2 separate regions of the Homo sapiens genome follow, and region 2 is linked to region 1. Evidence: chromatin contacts called from ENCODE Hi-C or POLR2A ChIA-PET data. All regions are on one chromosome and are shown on one strand. Each heading gives the region's core, a stretch centred on a gene start or an enhancer-like site at or near the end of the contact. The rest is flanking DNA. Distances are from core to core; before and after follow the strand shown.

The links. A loop is a pair of places that touch in the nucleus more often than their neighbours do. ChIA-PET counts read pairs that join two places held with the same protein, here RNA polymerase II (POLR2A).
Region 2: a loop to region 1 is called in a map of OCI-LY7, with 18 times the contacts of the local background. The contact joins the enhancer-like site here to the promoter of MTA3 in region 1. A Hi-C loop is called at or near these places in 1 of 168 maps with a recorded cell type or tissue (OCI-LY7). POLR2A ChIA-PET finds 5 or more read pairs at or near these places in 1 of 52 experiments (H1).

Annotation. Positions count from the first base shown.
Region 1 is chr2:42,565,638-42,570,470 of GRCh38, reverse strand. MTA3 (metastasis associated 1 family member 3) reads right to left here and starts at 1,839. Exons shown (of 17, transcript NM_001330442.2): 1 at 1,698-1,839; 2 at 1-34. The coding sequence starts at 1,725. RefSeq lists silencers at 1,482-1,561, 1,622-1,781, 2,052-2,101, 2,162-2,211 and an enhancer at 2,452-2,591.
Region 2 is chr2:45,726,147-45,730,898 of GRCh38, reverse strand. All of the region lies in intron 1 of PRKCE (protein kinase C epsilon), which reads right to left. Among named protein-coding and RNA genes, the nearest start is that of PRKCE-AS1, 53 kb to the right of the region's middle. RefSeq lists enhancers at 563-702, 1,083-1,162. Within about 2 kb of position 1,643, at least 5 of the 41 ENCODE cell types and tissues checked have a DNase peak (open chromatin) inside an H3K27ac peak, as active enhancers do; they include OCI-LY7, where a contact is called at or near this core.

The DNA.
Region 1 (4,833 bases), core at 590-3,089:
GGGTTGCTGGAGGAATTCTCAAAGTAGACATAATCTGTAATTAAAGGAAGTACAGAACTTAATCTTTTTAACAGAAAGTTCAGATTTGTCAATCCAAGACTTTTTATGTTAGGCATTTCACGTTTGAAATTAAGCTCATAATTCATTCACTGGTAAAAGCAAACATAATAATGCAGCCTTAATATATCCTCTCACGTGCCTACTATTCACAGACCTTTATTTTCTTGGCATTTTCATTTCAATTAATGTTTTATCAGTTTCTCCTAGACTTCTGTCCCAATACGTCATTTCTTTAATAATAAACAAAAAAGACACCTCTTATCACTGTGTAGTCAGGGCACGCTAAACATGTGTCCTCTGTACTATAACTACTTCCACATCTTTTTCCTCCAATACAATTTGCCCTGCAGGCTGCTTCTCACATAAAACTATTGACCTAAGACACATTCAGAGCAGGGAGAAAGGCTTCACAGTCCAACCTACATTTCAATCACTACTTAAAAAAAAAAAAAAAAATCAGATGAGCAGAACAGGTTAAGAGGAAGAACGCTGACAAACTTTTCCACAGTTTTACCTGGGAAGATGAGGAAAAAAGGGGGCCGGGGGATCACTTCTAAGAGGCAAAGTGTTCTGGGGGTGATATCAGCATCTTTTTTACCCTTTTACCATATTTAATCCAGATCCATTTAATGTCTTGTGATTAAGAAATTGCTGCAGGCTTTCAACTAAAAGGATAAAATTTTTCAAGTGTGGCTTTTCCTCTCATCTAATAGGCTTGCTGGAAACTTCCCACTGTGTGTTTATCCGAAAGGCAGCTGCATTGTTATTGTCTATCTTAGTGGCTCTTTCGCCGCTCTCTTCTGCAAAGTGGCCTCATTTAGCCAGGCCATTCCCACCACCATCCATCAGAAGCTCGGCTAATGAGCAGAGAAGGAAGAGCCAGTCTCTCATACAAACACGCCACTTATCTGAATTATTATTTTACCAGGAAAGAGGGAGGAGGGCGTCGTGAGTAGGGAGAAAGTTTGTTTGACCTTATTTCTCTCTTCCGCAGAAGACTGGGAAGGAGGCAGGCAGCAGAGCAAACGTCCAGGCAGAGCTCAACTCCCCACCTCCGGCTGAGGTTCCCAGCTCCCACGAAGCCCCATTCGTGGGGGACTGGACCAGAAACGAAAAGGAGGGGGGCCGAGGAAGGGGAGGTGCAGGGCCCCGGCACGCAAACAGGCCCGTCCAGCTGGGCCCCTGGCTGGGCCCCCACCGCCCCCACCCCCACCCCCACCCCAGGCTCCCACTGAGTGGGGAAGAAGCAGGAGAGGGGATGTCCCCTCATCCTCTCCAGCGCCTAGAAGCCACGCAAGAAGGCCACCTTCTCAGGGGGCTCGACGGGCCCTACCCCGATGAGGGTTTCGTGGAGGGGGGTGTCTGGTAATTCGTACCCCCAAGTAGAGGCCTGGCCCTAAACACTGGGCGGGGTGCGAGGGTGAAGGTGGCCCCGGGCCCTCGCGAGCCCGCGTGGGGGGAGGGGAAGGGATGGGTGGGGGTGGGGAGTCCCGGCCCCTCTGCGGGCCCCGGCGCCCCAGCCCACTGCGACCTCAGCCCCGGCGCCCTTGGCTCCCGGCAGTTGGCGTGCACTCGCCCCGGCCCCCCGCTCCCGGAACCCGCTCCCACACGGGCCGGGTCGGGCCGAGCCTGCCTACCTCCGACCCGGTACATGTTGGCCGCCATGTCCGCCCGCCCGCCCGCGGAGCCCGAGCCGAGCCCCGCCCGCCGCCGCCGCCTCCTCCTCAGCCTCAGCCGCGACCGCCGCTGCCGCCGCCGCCGTCGCTGCTGCCTCGCCACGGGGGGGAAGGGAGGGAAGGGAGGGGACAGGGGGTGGGGGAAGTAAAGGGGATGGTACGCCGAGGGGTGGGGGCTGGTGCCCGCCCCCAGCGCCAGGCTAGCAAGGCCGAGTGGGCCGGGCCGGGGGAGGCCCGGGGAGGCTGGAGCGCTGCGGGGCCAGCGGGAATTGGGGGGGAGGGGGAGGGGAAAGGGAGTGGGAGTGGGAGGGAGGGTGGGGGGCCTTGCTGGAAGTGGAGGGCCCTGGGGTCAGGGTCCTGGCTGAGGCAGAGGCCTGCACTCAAATGCGGACCAGGGGCTGTTAGAGAATTAGAGTGGGGGCTGGGGCTTAGCCTCTCCCCAGCACCTCTTCCCCCACCCAGGGTACCCCGTCACCTGTCCACCCCAAGACAGGTCCTCCTTCCCTACCTCTGTCCCTGGGGAACCCCCCTGTGGCTGCCCTAGTAGGCAAGCGCCAGTCTCAATGCAAACTCTTGGATGCAAATAAGTGCAGGCAGCAGGGTGCCTTCCTCGCGGTGAGATTCAAGGGGCCGGCCTGGAGCCTGCAGGCTCTAGGGCCAGGAAGATTCCGGGTGCTTCCCGCCTCGCCAGAGACCCAGCTGGGGACAGAGGTAGAAAAACTCCCTTCCTAGGCCACCCTAACTGCGTCATCGTTTACCCCAAAACTGGGCTGAGCAGAACCAACTGTCCAACACCCAGATGGAGGCCCTGGCTCTAGACGGGCACTGTATATGCAGGGCCTGTTCTGCTGGGAAAAGGGACCTTTAGGAGTGAGGGGCTTCCTTTGTCCATGGGGGAACAGGGCCCTACAGTTCACAATCACCACCACCCCCAAACAGAGGAGATTGTATTCAATCAGTTTCATGTCGATGGACACTTAACTGGTTACGTGCCTAAAGCTTCTAAATGGTTATTGTCCCAGGCCAATTCTCTAAACAACCTCTGTTTTCACGGCCTTCCTACTCTCACAGATACAAAAAAAAAAAAACAACGTTGAATCTTAGCTGGCGATCCCCCAAATGAACACAAATAACTTTCTTTAGAGAAGCCAGTCCATTCCAAAGTACTCCCAGACATTGCTGCATAATAAACACGAAGAAGATTTCTTGGTGTGGTGGCTTGTTTGGAATGTGTGGTGATACACAGCTGTGTGCTGTCGACTCTGGGTTTAAGGTCTGTGCGGGGCTAAGAGGTGCCCCCAGAAAAGAAGGTTGTGTTTTGGTGGTTTGGTGATGACATTTGTGATGGTCACTTATCACAAAGTATTGAGATGAAAAAACTGTGCATAGCTGAGGCAAAATATAAAAATAAAAAATAAAGCACTATTGAATTACATTGACTCTATGACCTGTTTCCTCGTCTATAAAATGGGGACGTGAGTTCCCCCTTCACAGGTGTGGTAAGGATCAGTTGCGATGATATCTGAAAATGCTTTGTAAACCAGGGAACACAGAGCACCATGCAAATAACAGGTGTCTCTTGCTTTCTTTTTAACCCCAGAAAACCACAGATTCCCAAGGGTTCTCTGCTGTGTGTCAAATTCTGAGCCATGTGTCAAATTCTGACCCAAAGAAGAAAGCAAAAGTGTTCTGTTCCACACATTGCATAGCTGTCATTCAACATTTACCAGAGATCCCACCAAAAACATTCTGACAAAACTGACATCACTCCATTTCTGAGCTGACACATAAATAGGGTTGAATAATTCACCTGGAATCACACAGTAAACTGGCAGCAATTTTGGGATTATGAATCAGCCCTTTCCTCTGGCCTAGAATGTTCTGAACCACAGTGTTTCTCCAAGTACAAAAGCCACCTAGAAACCATAAAGTGCAAAGAAGTGGATCACAAGCTTTAGGATGTTTTCCCATTAATTTTTCATAAGCAATTTCTCCTCCTTCGAAATCTTTCCCTGTTTTTGTTAATTCATTGTGTGCCTGTCTCATTTCCCAAGCTTAGTGCTCTTGCCAGGTGTTTATGATGACTGTGCTAACCACAATAAATGGTGAAAGATGCCGAGAAAACTCCTCCCTATGTCCCCTTAGGAACAGCCTCATCCAGAAGCCCCCCATGAAAGGCCTCAAAGACTTGAAGGGGACTAGCAGGAGGTAATGATGGTGGCAGGCCTTAGAACCGTTTTTTGCTCTAGATTCTATATATTAGTCTCTTCCATGTCCAGCTCCTAGGCCAATGTCCTCTACATTTCTGAGCTGACACAGTAGATGCTCAGTATCTGAAGAATAAATACCAACAAATCGTGGACTCAAAGAATCAGAAGAGCTGAATACAAGGACTTTGTGAAACTTTTATATGTCCTAATTCCAGAGAGGTTCACACATAAAGGAGTTCAGCAAATGTTTGTAGATTGAAAGAAACCTTTCAACCAAAGACGGGTGGAAAGCCTGCACCTTTAAAAAAGCAAAGGCGCCTCTCCCTTCTTAGCTACATGGTTTAGACCACAAACTTGTCATCAACCAGCCCTAACTTCACTCCTAGTTTGGCAGTTTAACTATAAAGACCTTGAGCAAGTTACTTAACCCCTCTGAGCCTCAAGAGGGGTTACAAAATATGACTACTGGTTGATACCTACCTCAAAGGCTTATGGTAGAAAAAAAAATTTTTTTTGAGACGGAGTTTCGCTCTCGCTGCCCAGGCTGGAGTGCAATGGCACGATTCGGATTCGGCTCACTGCAAGCTCCACCTCCGAGGCTCAAGCAATTCTCCTGCCTCAGCCTCCCAAGCAGCTGGGACTACAGGTGCCCATCACCACGTCTGGCTAATTTTTGTATTTTTAGTAGAGACAGGGTTTCACCATGTTGGCCACACTGGTCTGGAACTCCTGACCTCAAGTGATCTGCCTGCCCAGCCTCCCAAAATGCTGGGATTACAGGCATGAGCCACCATGCCCAGCCTGGTAAAATTTAAATATAGAAGGTGTTTGGCACTTGTTGGGCGCTTCATATGCGTTAGGTCCCTTCTCTCTATTCCAGTTATTCT
Region 2 (4,752 bases), core at 394-2,893, 3.2 Mb before region 1:
AAATAACAGCACTCTGTCTCCCATGATCTGTCGGGCAGACACACAAAATTAATTTTTTAATGGAAATTTCCTTGGGAGAAGTGTCTCTTCAGAGACAGAAAAGAAACTGGTAGCTCTTGAAAATTAAAAATGTTGTGCTTGCCAGGCATGGTAGCTCACACCTGTAATCCTAGCACTTTGGGAGGCTGAGGCGGGTAGATAGCTTAAGGCCAGGAGTTTGAGACCAGCCTGGCCAATGGGGTGAAACCCTGTCTGTACTAAAAATACAAAAATTAGCCAGGTGTGGTGGTGCACACCTGTAATCCCACCTACTAAGGTGGCTGAGGCACAAGAATTGCCTGAACCCAGGAGGCAGAAGTCGCAGTGAGCCGAGATTGTGCCACTGTACTCGAGCCTGGGCAACAGGGTGAGACTCTGTCTCGGGAAAAAAAAAAAAAAAAAAATTACAACTGGTGGCTCACAGTTGTAATCCCAGAGCTTTGGGAGGCCAAGGTAGGAGGATCACTTGAGGCCAGGAGTTTGAGACCAGCCTGGGCAACACAGCAAGACTCCATCTCTACAAAAATAAAAAATAAAAAATTAGCTGGGTATGGTGGCCCACACCTGTAATCCTAGCTACCCAGGAGGCTGAGATGGGAGGGTTGTTTGAGCCCAAAAACTTGAGGTTACAGTGAGCACCACTGCACTCAAGTCTGGGTGACAGAGCGGAACCCTGTCTCTAAAAAATTTATTTTTCCAGTGTTGTGCTCTGTTGTCCCCAAACGGCTCTTCAAGCCTGGCGTCTATGGTAACATGACTGTAACCTCAGTGCTGCCCTGCTAATGTGTGGTTTCTGTTTTTCTTCCTCTTTTCAAATCCAAGGTTAACCAACGGACTCAAAACATCCATTCTTGTCAATGTTGTTGAACTATAAAAGTATGACTCTATACCCTTAAAAAATGCAAAATGCCCAGGACCCAAAGATCTCCTCCATGCTGATCTGTTCCTCTTTTAAGACTCCAGGTGGAGCTAGTAGGAACTGCACTCCAGGCTTTGAGCCATTGACAGATCTGCTCCCCTTGAGGCAAGGTGGACGTACTAGTTCTTCCTCCGGTCAAGGATGGCCAGAGCAGTCTGGACCCACTCTGGCCTAATCAGCATCAGCATACAGGCTCATCATCCATTACACTACCAATGTCCCTTGGAATATTTTCTGCTCAAACTTAAAAAATAAGCCCCCATGGAGGATACAGCCTAGAATCTCTAGTACAGATTCAAAAATAGCTGTATTCCTGAGTATGCACATCCCTTCAAAACGGTGTAAAAATTTTCAGAAGCCAAGGGTCAGTGATCACAGCCTCACTGGGGCCTAAAAATATCCTTCAGGCTATTGCTGTAGGAGGGGGAAAAGGAATCGGAAAGTAATGAAGGGGGACACATAGATGCATATGATGGAGGCTCCAGGGAGGGCCGAGCTGGCTTGATATCACATCTACACTGGCTGTCTCATAAGCGTATTAGGATCACACCCTTTGATAATAAAGAGGATGCAATGACCCCTGCTAAGAAGACACAGGCTTGAGCTGAGGATGGCTTTCATGGCACCTTTCATCTACTTTCTCTCTACTCTATCTTGCTCAGTCTCCCATAAGCCAGTGCAAACAGAGACTGCACTGTGTCCTCCACCGCCCTATGTGAATTAACCAGCAAGGATCCTGGTATAAGTGACGTGGTATCAGCTCCTTCGGGTCCCAAGGACAATGCCTCTGTTCCATTGATCAAGGCTTTGGAACTCCTTCCTTTGGAGTCCAGGCTTCCAAGTCATCATGGTAGCCATGGTCGGAATCCTACCTTGGCAAGTTGAGAGCAAGATCCCTGGTGGGGCAGTGAAAAAGAAAGACGATGGGAAGTGAGGGAAGAAGTGGGAATAGAGGCAGCCTCACTTGGCAAACACAGTGCAGCACAGCCTACCAGTTAGGAGCCAGTGCCCCAGTGCCACCGTATACTGAGTTCAAATCTTTGCTAACACCCAGCTCCAACACCCAACTCTAAACACATTACTCAACCTCTCTAACCTTAAAGGAGAGATGATGGTCATACCTTCCTCATACAGTTGTTATGAAAAATAAGTGACATGATGCATGAAAAGCACTCAGCACAGGGCCTCAATAATTAGCAGCTGTTATTGCTCAGATACTGAAAACAAACCATGAACTGGTGAAGACAGACCTCAACTTACAGTCAGGCAACCTGGGGGCTTTCAGTTCCCCATCTGTAAAACAAGGGGCTGAGAATGAAGGTTCCTTCCAGCTCAGACACTCTAGAAGTCTGTGACTAAGATACAAAGATTCCAGCGGCACGTGGGCATTACAACTGTAATATAAAATGACACCCAATAGCACTTGCACCACCCTCAAAGCAAGCAGCATGCACAAGAGGATACTGTGAAGAGTGCGTGTGTTTGGGCATGGGACTATTGGGGGAAGGGTTCTGGTGAAGAAGGGGCCAGTGAAATGGCATTGCTTAGATTGTTCTCTGGCTTGCTAGTCCAACATCCAGGAATGTTTCTGGCCTTCTAGGTATGAAGCAGGCAATTAGGGTCTTATAAAAATAAAAATAAAAAATTTCACTTAAAATCAAGAGGGAGAAATTTCTACTTGCCCTAACCTTGATCCTTTGCCCTTTGAAGCCAAAACAGATACTACCCTTAATTTATTTAGAGTAGCTTCTCACCCATCACCTTACTCCCTTGATGGGATACGAAGGACTTTCTGAAAGGATGTGGAGTCACACTTTGAAAAATACACTTACACAGAAGGAGCAGGCTTGAAAAGAAAAGATACGCTTAAACAGAAAGCGAGGCATGGTGTTTACTCAAGAGACCATCTCCCTCAGCCTGGTTTAAGCCAGTAAGGGCTTTATTTTCCATCTTGGCTTCCCAGAGTTTACTGTAAAAATACATGCCCTGGCTGGGCCCGGTGGCTCACGTCTGTAATCTCAGCACTTTGGGAGGCCGAGGCAGGCAGATCACGAGGTCAGGAGTTTGAGACCAGCCTGACCAACATGGTGAAACCCCGTCTCTACTAAAAATACAAAAATTAGCTGGGTGTGGTGGCGGGCACCTGTAATCCCAGCTACTCAGGAGGCTGAAGCGGGAGAATCGCTTGAACCCAGGAGCCAGCGGTTACAGTGAGCCGAGATCGCACCACTGCACTCTAGCCTGGGTGACAGAGCGAGACTCCGTCTTAAAAATAAAATAAAATAAAATAAAACACATGCCCCAATGTGAAGTCAAGAAGCAGAGTCCAACCAATGCAATGGCAAGAAACTAAAGGCATCAGGGAGCAAATGATGGCCAGCAGAACATCTGGGTGGAATGACAGATGTTGTACAAAAGCTTGGTCAAATCCTCTAAGCTACCTGGAATGCCCTCCCTCCTAGTCCAAATCCTCTTATCCTTATCCTTTAGGCAGAGTTTGAACCCCGTCCTCCGGGAAGCCCCCAGTGATCTCTCCCATTAGAGGTACCCACTCCCACTTTTGTGCACTGGTTGGACATACACAACATTCCGCCATTGCTTGTCTTCTACCTTCAATACACATCAGTTTCCATAAAAAGACTTCCAAAAGATCTTACTGTATCTCCCTTATCACCATGTATTTGGTTTATGCTAAATAAATAACTATGGCCTTAAGAGGTAGGTAAGCTGTTCTTGTCTACACAGTTTTCTACTCCGGAGAAGACTGCATCATTTGCCTAACAAGGATTAACTCTGCCCCATCACATAAAATTAACTTCACCTTGGGCAAACAGGGACTGTACTATGACATGCATCCAGGTATACATCTTTATCTAGAAAATTTGCTTAGCAAATGGCAGGTCTATTAATAAAAACTCTAAGGTCAAATCTCAAACTCAATAGAGCTTGTCAATATTAAGCCTTCGCATACATTTTTAATCTTATTTCCCATGAGGAAAGTAAGGGCCAGAAAGGTTAAGTGGTTTTCCCAAGGTCACCCAGCTAACAAGCAGCAAAGTCAGCCCTGGAATTCAGTTCTGCTTCTTTTTCCACCACCCTACAGCCACCCTACAAGCCCTCTATGTCACCTAGGAAAACAGGAGGGCTGATGACCGAGGCAATAGGATCAGTAGCCACAGGCTCCCAGGACATATCTGACCCCTTAAATCAGCAATATTTTTTAGAAGAATGTATCCTGAGAATCAAAAGTACAGGTATACATCAGAGATATTGAAGGTTCAGTTCCAGATAACTATAATAAAGCAAGTCATAAAAATATTTTGTTTCCCAGTGTACGTAAATTTATGTTTACACTATATGTAGTCTATTGTGTGTACGATGTAATTATGTCTAAAAATGTACATACTTTAATTGAAAAGTGCTTTATTGCTAAGAAAAATGCTAATGACCATCTGAGCCTTTAGCACACGTTGTAATCTTTTTGCTGCTGGGGAATCGTGCCTCGATGTTGACAGCTGCTGACTGATCAGGGTAGTGATTGCTGAAGGTCAGGGTGGCTGTGGCAACCCCACAGCAAGAAATTGCTATGCCAATTTCTTAAAATAAGACAATGAAGTTTGCCACATAATGGACTCTTCCTTTCACAAAAGATTTCTCTGTAGCATGTGACACTGTTTGATGGCATTTTCTGTCAAAATTGGAGTCAATCCTCTCAAACCTTGCTGCTGCTTTATCAGTGAATGTAATATTCTAAATCCTTTGTTGTCATTTCAACGTTATTCACAGAATCTTCA